2 separate regions of the Mus musculus genome follow, and region 1 is linked to region 2. Evidence: chromatin contacts called from ENCODE Hi-C data. All regions are on one chromosome and are shown on one strand. Each heading gives the region's core, a stretch centred on a gene start or an enhancer-like site at or near the end of the contact. The rest is flanking DNA. Distances are from core to core; before and after follow the strand shown.

Evidence for each region. A loop is a pair of places that touch in the nucleus more often than their neighbours do.
Region 1: a map of v-Abl transformed pro-B cells shows a loop between it and region 2 (3-fold over the local background). The contact joins the promoter of Gatd3a here to the promoter of Fam207a in region 2. A Hi-C loop is called at or near these places in 3 of 37 maps with a recorded cell type or tissue (T-helper 2 cell and v-Abl transformed pro-B cells).

The regions. Positions count from the first base shown.
Region 1 is chr10:78,166,973-78,174,100 of GRCm38, forward strand. Gatd3a (glutamine amidotransferase like class 1 domain containing 3A) reads right to left here and starts at 2,783. Exons shown (of 7, transcript NM_138601.3): 1 at 2,623-2,783; 2 at 2,401-2,453; 3 at 1,837-1,950; 4 at 423-542. The coding sequence starts at 2,757. It overlaps Pwp2 (PWP2 periodic tryptophan protein homolog (yeast)), which reads right to left. Exons shown (of 21, transcript NM_029546.2): 18 at 6,861-7,079; 19 at 6,601-6,751; 20 at 6,409-6,483; 21 at 3,938-5,162. The coding sequence ends at 4,988.
Region 2 is chr10:77,511,325-77,518,890 of GRCm38, forward strand. It overlaps Fam207a (family with sequence similarity 207, member A), which reads right to left and starts at 4,489. Exons shown (of 6, transcript NM_133998.3): 1 at 4,279-4,489; 2 at 2,982-3,090. The coding sequence starts at 4,416. 2810425M01Rik (RIKEN cDNA 2810425M01 gene) reads left to right here and starts at 4,574. Exons shown (of 1, transcript NR_163865.1): 1 at 4,574-5,617.

The sequences.
Region 1 (7,128 bases), core at 1,533-4,032, 650 kb after region 2:
ACACACACACACTGGACCTACAGTTCACTTTTGAAACCTCAAGGCCCACCCCCAGTGACACATCTCCTCCAACACTGTCATACCTTCTAATCCTTCCAAAACTGTGTCACCAAACAGGGACCAAGCTTTCAAACATTTGATTGAGCCTATGGGGGCCATTGTCACTCCTCACAGCAGCACAGAGGGAGAACAGCTCTGTGTGAGAGCCGACACTTGCAAGGACAAGCAGCAGAGCGTGTTGGGGACCTGACTCCCAGCACGGAGGTCAAGCCACTCAGCCCACCCTGACAGCTTCCAGGCACTGGAAGGCTCAGAGGAGGAAGCAAAGATCGCCCTGGTGATCTCGCTGAAATGCCCCCAGCCCACCCCTTGTAAAAGAGCAGATACATGTGTGGTGTAGACCCTTACTCTTGGACACGCACAGGTTTTTGGCAGCTCCAAAGCCTCCTGGGAAAATGGCAGCATCATGGTTAGCAGCATTGAGCTGAGCCAGGCTGGTAATCTTGCCTCGGGCAATCCTTGCTGACTCTGCCAAAACGTTCCTGGAAAGAGCAGATGGCACAAAGGATCAACGTGCAAGCATGGCTGGTACACAGGCAGCGCGGTGGGCTCGCCCTAGTACTGGCTCACAGCCTCAAGTGAGCATGGAGACTAGATGCTTCTAGTTAGCACTCCCAGGCAACACCTGGAGGCAGTGACAGTGGATTCTAGTGAGCTATAAGTACAACAGGCATTGTAGGCTGGGGTCAGCAGGAACTGGAGGCCCACCAAGTATCCACAGCAGGCAGAATCCAGGCCTCCACACCAGGGAGGGGCTGCCTAAGAAGCCATTTTTCAGGATGCCCAAAGCCACCTGAACATCAGATAGAGATGCAACCTCATATACAGTTGTACAACAGGAGGGAGGGGTTAGATTCAGGGGCCAGGGTTCTAGACAGAAGAGGAACTCCCTAAAGACAGCCTTGGTAGTTAAATTGCAGTTCCTCTCTCTTACCTTTTCAGTCTCAGCCCCTACCCTGCAACCAAGCCTCAGATAAGAAATGTTGTGGGCTGGAGAGATGGCTCAGTGGTTAAGAGCACTGGCTGCTCTTCCAAAGGTCCTGAGTTCAAATCCCAGCAACCACATGGTGGCTCACAACAATCTATAATGGGGTCTGATGCCCTCTTCTGGTGTGTCTAAAGATAGCTACAGCATACTTATATATAACAAATAAATAAATCTTTAAAATAAAAAAATGTAGTTGTGCTGGGCATAGAGTCAACTGCTTTTGATCCCACCAACACTTTGGAGGCAAAGACAAGAGAATCTCTAGGAATCCAAGGCCACCCTGGTCTGTATATAGTGAGTTCCAGGCCTGTGAGGGCCAAACAGACTCTGTCTCAAACAAACAACAAAAACAAAAACCCGAGGCAGTGGTGGAGTATGCCTCTTATCCCAGCACTCAGTAGGCAGAGGCAGGAGGATCAGAGTTCAAAGCCAGCCTGGTCTACAGAGTGTGTTCCAGGACAGTCTCTCTACATAGAGAAACTTTGGGAAAACAAAACAAAACAAACAACCCCTCCCTGCCAAAAACAAAGCAACAAGATAAAGGGAACACAGTACCACACAGGGACTAGCCAGAGCAGAGCATGACCACCTCACACCCAAAGGCTACTGCTACCCCTGTAACGGTCACGGGGAGGTCAGAAACATTTGGCCCATGGCCATGTATTTCCAGAACAGCCGGATGACAGTTGCTTTGAGGGACAGACACTTGATCACATAATCAGGAAGGCTACAGTACAGGAGCTGCTCATGGGAACAGGGCTCTTGTAAGGTCCTTTCCCTACCCATACCTGCTTTCCCTCTCAGAAGGCTCCCCCTTGGTGTGGTCAATCACGTGCATCTGAGGGACATCGGGAGCAAAGATCTGGACCTCAGCCCCGCCTCGGCTCAGGTGCACCAGGATCCTATATGAAGAAAATCCACAAAGACATCACTTCCAAATGTGTCCTCCGGCCTCACAGCATGACGATTTTACAGATGGACTGGCACCAAGTGCTGGGGAATTCCTAGTTTATAGGACACCTAGTTGCTTTTACGAAGGCACGGCTCCTGCCGCTTACAGACTTCTGCAAGGTAAGGGTAGAACCAGAATAAGTAGGCAAGGCATCCTTTTACTGACTGATGAGCAGCGAGGGTTGTTGACTCCGCAGGTGTTGCATTTTGGGTATGTTCAAGACCCCAGCTTGCTGCCAGGCATTCTGCCTTCACCCAGGGTCCGGGTGGCATCTTTTGTGTCTTGGCTGTGCTAACTTTGGCTTTGGACTTATCACGATGTGAACCCACTGCGCTTGGTCACCCTCTGGCCATTTCTGCCTTTTAAACCAAGAGAGTGTTTACAAACTCTGAGGACTTACGCTGAGGCCTCATGGATCTCGGTTCCGTCATAGACTCCACAGCCCGACAGCACCTGCAGGAAGAGAGGCACTGACGAGGGCGAGGGCCCAACACGCAATTACCGAGGGAGGGGAGGCTGAACCCCACCAAGAGCCGACCTTGGGCGGACAGCTGGTCGACCCCAGGCTGCGGGGACCTAGCAAGGGAAGGCACTCGGCCTGGGAGTCTGGCTCTGCACTCACCAACGCCACCCTGGCCCCGGGCCGCGGTGCGGAGCTGTGAAGGGCTGCGCGCTGGGAGGGAGCCCGGTGGTATCTGGAGAGCGGTAGGAGCGCAGAAGCCAGCCTTGGCGCCACCAAAACCCTGACGGCAGCCATCACGAAGGGCAGCCAGCCACAGTGGTGTCAGGAGAACGTGCGCCGTGGGGCGGGGTCGCGCCTGGCCAATGGAGGAGCGCGTAACAACCCCTTTCTGGAGAGGGCCAGTGGGTGGGGCCGCGCCTGCGCAGTGACCGACGGCGTACGGGAAACCCAGCACCTTTTTCCCTGGAGGACTAGCGGGAGGGAGGGGCCACAGATCTCAGGACACGCCCCCCCTCACCTAAGAGACCGGTTGGCTGGACTTCTCCAGCTCAATGACCGACCGAGCTGGGACACGCCTCTTCTCGGTTTTGAGAGGGCAAGCAAGCAAGTATGCCAGGTTAGGACCTTCCTGCGATCGACCTTGTTGAGCGGCCCGGTCTGCCTAGTTAATGTTTGAAGGGCGCTCATCTTGGTGTAGGCCACCTTGACTACCTATTGCAATTCCAGTCTATGCAATGACTAAAAACTGATTTTAAATAACGGGGTCAGAGCAAGCCCCGCGCCCTCACGGTGCAATCGTAAATTGCTCCTGCCATTGTGTTCTGGGTACCTCTGCAGCTTCCTCACAGGCCACAGTTCTGCCAGTCACGATTCAGTGAAGAGCTGAGCTGAGCATCGTACCTTCCATTTCCTATTTTGAATCAATGTGATTGCTATAGTTGCATACAGTCCGGTGTCCATCGGGGTAATGACCAGATAACTCCCAGAGTTTCACTGCCTCTCCCTAGCCACAGTGAAGGCTGTCAAAGGTGACCTGGCTTCTCTCAACTCCTAGGGATAATTAGCTGCTGGGTGTTCCCATCTTAAGATGGGAACCCTTTCACATTTAGGAGACATTTAGGCCTGGGATGCACAGTATATGCAGAAGCCAGGGAGCATACAGAAGTGGGTTTGGTGGCCCAACACCATTACAGCGAGTCAGGGATTATTCAGTTTCAGGGGACAGTAGTTGGGGGGAGGGGTGGAGCAGTGTCAGGCAATTTGCATCTGGCTGTCCACAGGGGTGGAGTGGGCATGGTTACCACGGAGCAGACTTGTAAAATACTCCAAACTGAGCCCAGTTTCTGGTATGAGAATTAAACTGGATGAGATGTATGAGATGTATGGTGATGGCTGAAGCATGGTTCAGCACTACTTGCCTGCCCTTCCCTGGGCCCTCAGTTCCACATTCATACCACACACAGACAAAACCAGTAAAGCTTCATAAAACTGTATTTGTACTGCAGATGGGGATCCCAAGATGGCACCAAAACAAGCGGGTCCTTGTCTGGGCGGCCAGGGGCCTGGCTGTCCCTGGGCACATAAGAAGCAGTTTCCTTTTCTACCCCAAGCTACACAGAGAAATGCTCTGCAGAACAGGAAACCTGGCGACACCAGGCTAAGCTCTGGCTTCTCCCCATAACGGTGTTCAAGCCTGAGCGGGTTCCAGGTGACCAAGACAGTATAGTATCAGTGTATCCTGAGTATGACAAGGGTGCGACAGCTAATGGCTCTCAGTGCACCAGGTGCCACACAGATCCATTCCTGTGGCCTGGACAGAGGCCAGTGAATAGTTATCAGCATGAGTTGGCACCTGTGGGTCTCTTCACTGGCGAGTGACATGCTGGGCCTGGTCAACCCCATGAACAGGAAGTATCGGTAAAGCACCACTCAGGCATGTCCCTTCTCCCACATAACCTGTACATACTGGCAAAGATCAGTCCAAGCTTCCCTGGCCAGCCTTGGGCTGTCACAGCCACCCGCTGGGGTCAGCCCAGCACACACCATTTCTTCACTACTTACAGATATCAGGGCCACAGGCCCGAGCAGTCACCGATCTCCCTGCTTACTTGAAGACAATGTCTCACCCAGGACACATTAGAAACACCGGAAACTCAAAGTTGAGAAGCAAAGTCCTCACATTTACAAAAAAGCTCTTCCCAACCCGAAATTCATCCTTAGAGCATCGTATTAAAAATATAAATAACTCTGACAGAAAGTTTGCAAGTCCACACTTCTAAACCTTCCCTAGGAAGTCTGTGCAGGGCCATCCACAACGCAAGCATTCTGGGCCCAAAGCATAAGTGTGCCCGCTGTATCCTGGTCCCGGCCCTGAAAGGTTGGCTTGCTGTCTCATGGCAGCATGAGCAGTCTCACAGGAAGAGTCCGGGCTGGAGGGTCTCGGGGTCTCTGGCACCTCCCACTTCCTGGGCCCAGGAGCACAGTGGTTTCATCTCCAGCCAATCAGGCCGTGAAATATATGGTTCTATATCAGCATCTCCTCTTCCTCTTCTTCACCTGCAGCTCTGAGTAGGTGCAGACTGTCCTCATCAGATGCATCTGAGTCCTCTTCTGTGTCCACAGGTTCCAGGGTGCGTTTCATGCCCCGCTGCTTGGAAACTGCCAGCACGTACTGGATGTTGAAGCGGTTCCAGTCACAGCTGGGGACAGAAGGCGTTAGGTCAGCACCAGCATCCTGCTCGGCTGCCACCAGCAGGATCAGGTGCAGCTGTCCCCAAAACTTATTCCCTCCTTAATTCAGTTCCAGCTCTACCCGGTGTAGTGCAGCATCTGGCCTGCTCTCCTTGCTGGCCCTTCCATTACAGAGGCATTCCACTGACAGAGGCAGGGGGCTGATTCTCCACATTCACAGGACAAAGGGCACGTTTCTGGCCCTATCTCCCAGAACCATGAGTGGGGCAGAAGCCAGTAGAAAGGAACAGCTGCACATTAAACTTGTGGGTGTCATGCGACCTATACAGGGCTGCCTCGCAAACCTCACAAAGCCAGTCATGCCAATGCCTTGGACATAAACCAGACAGCAGCAATGCTCAGAAGGAGATGGAGGGGCAAGAGTACTCTCTTAAGGAGCTGTGGAGTCACAGGCGCGCCAGCCAGGGAAAGATTGGCACCATGCACCTTGCTAAGCAGATCCACACCTTAGTAAAGCCACCTCCAACACCAGTCTTCCTGCAGCCAGGCAGGACTCTAGGAAGGAAAGGGCACGAAGAGGAAGGGTCTGCTTGTGACTTGGAGAAGCATTGTAAAGATAATCGGGAGGGCTATGGGACCACAGTGCCCCAGTGCCAGCCTCTCTCAGAGACTCTGTATGGAGAGACTAGCAGACAAGCATATTATAAGCCTGGCAGGAACACATAGCATAGCAACTGCTCAGTGACAGATAGATGATATGGGGATGTATGGGTCACAGGCCACCAAAAACTACCTGAAGGAGCAGGCTGGGGGAGGAGGATACACTTGAGGTTATTCTAGCTAGCACTGTCCCAAGAATACAAGTTTTATTCTCTTATTAGTGCCACACCAGGGAAACCCCTGCAATACACAGGCCAGATCCCAGGAATTCAGGCTCCCTGGCCCCAAGTCCTGTGGTCACCTCTCACTGCCCTCAGAGGTGACAGAAGAATCTAGGCCAGGCTGCCTGGCCCTACACTTGTGACATGTTGGTGCCCAGGGTGAAGGGCTCTCACTATGCCTCAAGTGGCAAGTGTACATGGTAAGTGGTTAAGCATCAGCCACACCCAGAGGGGACCCTCACACCCATGGCAGATGGACTCAGTTCACCATCTCTGATACTGGAGTACTCTGCCCCCAGATCAGACACGACAGGGATAAAATCAGCTGCACGAGCCCCCTACCCTACCCGCCCACCAACCCCAAGGCACATACAGTTTGGAAACATCATCCAGATGCCGCTGGAGGCCCTTCTGAAGGAACTGGACCACAGGCAGCAACTGTCCCGCCCTGGAAAGGAGACACCATCAGTGTGTGTGCATGGAGGGGAAGCCTCCCTGTGGCCAGGACCAAATGGCTGGGTCACTTGATCCACAGGTGAAGAGCCAGGGGGAACCCAGTCTATACCTGGACTTCAGCCGCTGTCCATGTGACATAAGTAACTTCTGAGTCCATATAAGGTAGAATTCCAGGTGCCTAGATTCTTCAAAGGAGGCAGCTAAGAACTCCAGTACTTTCACTACGTACAGCTCAGGCAGGGACGTGCTGACTACCTCAACTGCAGGAAGAAGAAAAGCCATATCAGTTTGCAAAGAAGTTGTCAGGGAGACTGGAGCCACCTGGAGCTCCTCTGCAGCAGCGAAGTGTGGCTGGTGGCCCCGGCTTACTTTCATTCTGTGGCACAGCCTCCAGGGCCTCCTGGGCCAGTTTTTTCTCATTGAGGCGGAAGGCCATGAGGATGGCCCGGGTAAACTCCCTCTGTCGGAGCGCCTCCCGGATCCGTCCAGGGGTCACACTGGTGTCCAGCTCAAATGGGTCGAAGAGCATCTGGGCATCCAGGGAGAAGATGAGGAGGCCCTCTGTGCTGGTGGCCGCCCAGCAGCGCCCTGTGGAGCAAGCAGCAAAGGGGCTTCCTCAAACCTTGAAAGCCCACTC
Region 2 (7,566 bases), core at 3,239-5,738:
CATCAGAGGAGCCTCCAATGAGAATATGCTTCCATAAGACAAGGCTGTAGGCAATGCTGTACAGGACTTTCTTAAACAGTGATCAATGTGGGAGGGCCCAGCCCACTGTGGGTGGTGCCATCCCTGGGCAGGTGGTCCTAAGATCTATAAGAAAGCAGGCTGAGCAAACCATGGGTAGGTCATGGTGTTTCGTCACATCAGTAGAAACCCTACGACACCCTGAGTTCCCAGACTGCCTACGTGTCCTCCATCAGAGAGAACACAGCCTGCCAGAGGCTTTCTTGTCCGTGTGTCTGTCCTTTCTTCTGCATTGCCCCGGTCAGGTTTGAGCACCAAGTCATGCCCGATGCAGCGAGAGACTGAATCAAGGACTCAGCTCCCTTTGTGACCACTCTGACACAAGTCAGGTGTCCCTCCACCTGCCTGGCTCAGAGACTAAGCTGACCACGAACAGAAGTAGCCAGTACCAAGAACACAGAAGGTACCAGGCAGCCAGAAGAATCATGCGGAGAGGGGTCTGAGAGAGTGGTCTGAGATGCGGACCCGGAACCCTGGGAGACGAAGGCTTTGACCGTCTCAGCCAAGTCAGAGTATGATAAAGGACTCGGGTTTTCCAACCGCAAGTCCCTCCCTACACATGGGGCTCTCCCCAAAGGATCTTGCAGGCATTGTTACGTCCAACAAGCAGCTGATCTTTTATGCTAGTGGGCAGAAGAAGAGGCAGGTCTATCCTACTTCGTCAGGACATTCTGTGAGGTCTAACAGTCACCTATGTCTAGCTTAAAGTTAACTGAGGACAGATATGTGGGACTCAAGGTTAGAATAACAACTGGAGAGACAGCCAGTCAGAGGGCCACCAAGAAGTTGAGGGCTGATTAGGGGATAGGTGATACATACACCAGGAAGAGTCCCTGGATGTCTCAAGACCACCCCTAAGGGACTAAAGTTGGCTGTAGACTGGACGAGTCCTACATCAGGATCACCTTTCTCCTGCGACACCCTGTGCCCAAACACATGAGGTATCACGGGCATGGAGAACCAGGGCTACGCTCTGGCCAGAGCTATACATGGTCCAAGCCAAGGAGCCATTCCCATGTCCCCCAAACCCATCTCTGCCACACACTAAGACTGCAGTCCCTAAGACCCTCTCAAAGACGCAGGCCGTGGGAAATACATGCCACTAAGGAGATCAAAGGCCGCTCTATAAAGGTTCCCTGAATCAGATGTGATTTGTCCCTTATTTAAGGTTTTATGCATATATATGGGTATACAAATTTTTAAAACATTTTCTGAAGGATTCAATCAGGTACAGTTTTCAAGCTCTCTCTAGATAACTGTTACATTAACCCTTTTGAGGAAGCGTTGCTATCAAGTTGGGGCAGGTCAAAGGGTGACAGGTGGCTCCAGGATCATCCAAACAACCGGGCCTGACAGAGGTTCTAACGGGAAAAGGACATGACAGAGTTGAGGGAGGCACTGCCATGGTAAGGCCAAGTCCTTCAGGTCCAGTTGGCAGTAAGAGGGCCCATAGCTGAGATGAAACCTACCAACATCTTGCTGTCCCAAAGAAGGATATGCAAACCCCTCTGCAGATGTCTGGCCTGGTCATCTTGCTGAGCCCACCTCACGAATAAGGAGCAAGGAACCAGAATTTGCTGAATGCCTGGACCTTTCTGGATAAGGTAACCTCAGTCTCTATGAGGTGAGTCTGTCACCATTTTATATACACCAAGACTGACAGTTAAGAATGCCAATGGTGGGCTGGAGAGATGGCTTAGCAGTTAAGAGCACTGACTGCTCTTCCAGAGGTGCTGAGTTCAATTCCCAGAAACCACATGGTGGCTCACAACCATCTGTAATGGGGTCTGATGCCCTCTTCTGGTGTGTCTGAAGACAATGACAATGTACTCACACATATAAAATAAATCTTAAAAAGGAAGAAGAAGAGGAGGAGGAGGAGGAGGAGGAGGAGGCGGTGGCAGCTTCGGAGGTGGCAATGGTAGTGCTGGGTGTGGTAGTACATACCTTTAATCCCAGCACTCGGGAAGCAGAAGCAGGCAGATCTCTGTGAGTTCAAGCCCAGCCTGGTCTACAAAGTGAATTCCAGAACAGTCAGGACTACATAAAGAGAACCAGTCTCAAAAAAAAAAAAAAAAAGAAAGAAAGAAAGAAAGAGAGAGAGAGAGAGAGAGGGAGAGAGAGAGAGAGAGAGAGAGGGGAAGGGAGAGAGGGAGGGAGGGAGGGAGGGAGCCACTGGTAGCCAGGTGTGACAGTGCATGCCTTTAAAACCAGCACTTGGGAGGCAGAGGCAGGATAGCCTAGTCTACAGAGCAAGTTCCAAGACAGGCAGGTCTACACAGAGAAACCCTGACTTGGGAAAAAAAAAAAAAAAAAAAAGAATGAGTCTGGTCACAATACCTTCAGCAGCAATTAGAACTGTCTTGACGGGGCAGGGCGGGAAGGGGGGAAAAAAAACTGTCTTGACTAGATGGCGGCCACAAGGCCTGCCTGCTTTTTGCCGCCTTGACAACACAGGCGCAGCATCAATGTTGCAGGTAAGTTATCTAGTGTAAGCACGCTCAGAATTTATGAATGGAATGCCGGGCAGCCTGATACCTGCTTCAAAAGGACTCCTTGTGTGGTACCAAGGGTAGGCACTGGCCTGTGGCACTCCTCAGCGCCAGTCTTTCTACTTTGGTATACTTTACGGTTTTGTTCTTTTTTTATTTTTCCTGTAAAAGTAACATCTCCTTTAGTCTTGCTTTGAGACAGGGTCTTTCCACACAGCCTTGTTTCTTCCTGGAACTAGATGTGTAGTCCAGGCTGGCCTTGAATGTAGAGACTGGCCTGCCTCAGCCTCTCAAGTGCCGGGATTTAAGCTATGCAACACATGTCATGCCTAGTGTCATCTTTTAAAGCACGGGCTAGTCCACAGGCAACAGTCAGGCTGCCCTCTCGACTCTCCAAAGGCAGGAACTCACCTCTCTTTAGGGACACCACACTCCTCTGGTCCAGCTCCAGCCTCTGCACCAACGCACTAGGGTCTATCTGTGTCCTGGCAAAGATGTCATTGTGAACGAATGTCCAGTCCTGCAATCCCAACAGGAGAAGAGAGAGGACATCAAGTTGACTTTTGGTTTGAGAGTCACACATCGAGAAGATGCTAAGGCAAAAATCCTCTACTTCTCAGCCAGGGAGGCCCCGGAAGAGTATCTACGTCCTTGTTCCCAGATCAGGCCTGTTCCTTCCTGCCCCCATCAGACTTGGGACAATCAGAGAGTCTTGGGGAGTAGAGCCACACTAGCACAGGGCCTGAGCACAGCCTCCCTGCAAACACATGCAGATCCAAGAGTAGCTGTGAGATAAGGCATGACTGCTGCTTACAACTGTATGCATGGGCCCTCCCAGGAGTGAGCAGAGGGAATCCTCTAAGTACTGGTCCTTGGGCATCTCTGAGGAACAAAAATAGGAACACCAACCACATAACCTTCCAGTGAGGCAAAGACGCGGCTGACCAAAGGGGCATAAAAACAATCTCTGTCAACACAAGGCTTAAATTTGAGCCAAGTTACCAAATTAAAAGAAAAATGGGAAAAATAAGAATCAATGGCTGCACGAATCAATGACTGCACAGCACCTCCCGTGGGTGTGGGTGTGGGAGAAAACAGAAGCTCTCAGTTTGGCTACAACAACAAATAAAAGCTGGGCACAGTGGGCTACAGCCTGGGCACGAGAGTGACAAGCTGGGGGGGGGGGCTAGGGTGAAACCTTGTCTCAAAAGAATAAAGAAAGAATGAGATGAGGTAAAATAAAAATAAATAAGATCCCAAAGGCCAAAGCAACAAGCAAGCGCCAGGGACACAAGTGCATGCCATGCCTTTAACCCCAGCATGTGGGAGGCAGGGGCAGGTCAATCTCTTATGAGTTCGAGGCCAGCCTGGTCTACAGCGTGAGTTCCAGAATAGTCAGGGCTACATAGAGAGACCCTGTCTCAAACACACACCAGAGACTGAGACACAGAGATAGACAGAGGCAGACAGACAGCGCCCTGCGACATTTCCAGAGCGTAGTGGGATATTTTCCCCCAGAGATGGAAGCGCTTCTGGAGCCTCACACCCCAACCGAGAAGGCATGACGGCTAAAGGTGGGCCGGGTCAGGACCCTAACCAGAGTGGCAGGAACACACACAGAAGAGGCGACACCCAACCATCCAGGGCTCCTGATCTTTGGAGATCCGGCTCGGCAGAGACCTGGCCCGACCGGCGCCCCACACCTCACCTTCGCCCCCGCTCCGCCCGCCGGGGATTGTGGGAGCGCCGGCTCCACGGCGCGGGGCACAGGGCCCGGTGCAGAATCCCCGTCGGGTCTCACGGCCGCCCGGTGCACACGAGCCCGCAGCGCCCTCACTTTCCCCATCTTCCCTGGAGGTTTCCGCCTGTTAGCAACGCCGCCTCACTAGTGGAAGAGCCTCCCGGAAGTGCTCCCAGACAGCCGGAAATAGAGCCGCGGCTGCGTAGATCGGCGTTCGGCCGGTCCCCGGAAGTGCCTCCCGTAGCGCGTGCGCAGTTGCGGTGCTTACGTCGCGCGCTCCCGCTAGCGCGTTAGACGTGTGGCGATGTGGCTGCAGCCAAGAGCCAGGGAAGTAAAACTATTGAAGCCTCGGGTGCACGTTACGCCATGTTTCTATCGCGCGCGTCTGGGGTAGAATAGGGAGAAAGGTTCACGTCGGTTTTACTCATGCGGGTCTCTATGTGTGCAGCTTGGCGTTTCGTCCTTAAAACAGGTCCTGGAGTTGGGGACTTTGCAATTCCACTTAAATGGGTACCAGATGGACCGAACGGCCTCCGTCTTCCTGCACAGTCGGCTCCGTGTCCAACAGCCCCTGTGCACCCAGTGCAGTATTGCTTAAGGAAAGCAAGGACGAAGGGTAATTCCAGCTCTTCACCCAAATGACACCTGTAAAATACAATACAAAACCAAAGTGGGCTATAGTTGGAGCCACAAAAGAAAGTTGGGCCCAGGCACAGCCAGGGTAGAGGCCTTCTGCCTTCTTCCCTTCTAGGGTAGAGAGCATCCTGGATGCCGGGACGTCTCTGCTAGGGATCCACAGTGAGATGGGATTTGTGGGGAGAAGGTGAGCCCAAAGCGGAGTCCGGTGCCCCACAGTGGCTGAAGTAGCAGAGCATGCCAGGGAGCAGAGCCAATAAGCATCTTTCCGATGCGGTTTCTCATCAGGGGATGCCTCCAGGTTCCTGCTCCTTCCCTGACGATGAGATCCAACCTGTAAGATGTAAAGAACACCTTCCTCCCCACGCTGCCTTTGATAAGTGTTTTTATCACAGCAACAGAAAGCAATCTAGAACAGTGAGTGAGTGGCTGCAGGCCAAGCAGTGCACTAGATGTGAAGCTGAGACAAACTAGATTGAATCAGGCGACTTGAAGAGACGTTTGAGCCAGAACAGCTGAATTGAATCAGCCAGTAAGAGTTCAGAAAGAGCTAGAAAAGGAGATCGTAGTCAGCAGTAAGCCTCCGAGACAACAAGGACATCAAGCGAATAAAAGTTACTTTCGCAAGCTTGTTTTGAGATGACCTGGGAATAAAGTCCATTGAACTCTTCACAACCTGGTTCATCTCCCCAGAAGATCTGGCAGCCAGAGCCACCCTGAAAGCTAGCCTGGCTTTTACCTAGGACAGATCCCCACCCCACCCCCCCACCCCCTAAATGTTTTCTCCTTCTCAACCCTCAGCAGTGTTCCTGTGCTCTGGGCTGTCCGATGGACCCCAGGTTCCCCCATGGAGGATGAGTTGCTTAAGGCCAGTTCCAGGGCACCCCAAGGAACTCACAAGTCGACGACAACAAAGTTAATTTTTTAGAATCCTCAACTCTTCTTCCTGCCGCCTGAGGGCGCGCGTGTCCCGTGCTTCCCTGGCTCCTGGCAAACTAGTTTTGCAGTTAGAGAGGACTGTACAGCTAGTTTTGCAGTTAGAGAGAGGACTGTACAGGTGTCTCTGGCTAATTCCCCCCCCCCCTCGGGCTCTAGACCGCGACCCTGCTCCAAGTCAACTAGAGTGTAGGTGTGACCGCAGGCTGGTCCACTGATACAGCTACTGGGAGGCGGGATGGGGGTTTGGGGTGAGGGGAGGCGGACAATGTATCATCGCGCCCAGCCCTGGAAACTCAGCTGCCAGACCCCGCAGGCATCAGCAGGGTCCAGATCACCTCTCAGTTCGTCCCCAGCCCCAGCGACTGATCCAAGACAGTTCTGCCTGGCTTTTCTCGGGGAGGAGGGCTCCCTTGATCCTCCCAGGGAGGTGGCCAAGTTTGCTGGGTCCACCTTTCTTTGGGTGACCTAGCCAAGGCCTGAGCTTTTTCAAGCCTAGTTTCCCTGTTTCTACAGTGGGGGTTAGAATGAGCTGCTTGAGGACTAAGAGAAAAGTGAGAGCCAGGAAGTGACCCCTAGCAGCTTATAGTTGGAGATCACAGATTCCTAGGGCTGGGCAGAAAAGAGGCTGGTATCACAGTGTGAATGAAGGGCGGGAGCCCCAGGCACAGGGCTGGTACAGACACACAGCATCTCAGAGGCCCAGGACCTTCTGGTGACGGAACCCGCAACACAGAGTCCTAATTTGACTCTGATCATGGGTGCTAGGCCAGCCAGCCGCTCAAGGCAGTGGGGCAGGGAATTGGCCTCCTGTCCTTCACAGCTTCTGGCTGAGCACCAAGGCCCAAGGCCTTCCAGCCACCTGGGTCAACCTGCAAAGGGCACAGAGCAACTTCCCAGGAGTTCCCTGAAGTCTGGTGATCAGGGAGATGGGGAAAGGCAGGCATGGGTGTCCATGTGCCGTTACCTCCCAGACCCTCTGGTGTGTACATTGATGAGAGGCCAGATCTTTGAAGATCAGACTCCATTTTAGAGAACCTGACCTAAGTTTGAACTAAGGTAAACTAACAGGCTGGTACCTAGCATTAGTTTCCAAGTTGCCCCCCTCCTCAACAAAACCTGAGCCTAGCTCCAGTCTCTAGGTTAATTCCCAGCAAGACCAGCATCTCCAGGTTATACCCTCAACATGACCAGTACCTCCAGGTTATTCCCCCAACAAACCTGCATCCCCAGGTTACAAGCCCACCCCTGCCTAATGACCACCAATGCAGAAGGGAGCAGAAGTTAAGTTTATGATAGGACTCCCAACACCAGTCAATTGTGTTAAAGGCCACAGTGGCTTTCCAATTAGATGCTTGCACACTTAACCCTCCCCCTGCCCCCAGTTGCTGTTTGTATAAAGCCTTCCCCGATAGGTATTTGGGCTCCCACAACTACCAAAACCGTCCCAAGAGATGGTGGTGCATTGGAAGGGCCCAAGTTAGCTCAAATAGAATAGAAGCTAGATCCTGCTGTGAGTTGCATCAGATTGGCTCCTATCTTTTTGTTTGTTTGTTTGTTGTTGTTTGTTTTTTTTTTTTTTTTTTGATTTTTCGAGACAGGGTTTCTCTGTGTAGCCCTGGCTGTCCTGGAACTCACTTTGTAGACCAGGCTGGCCTCGAACTCAGAAATTCGCCTGCCTCT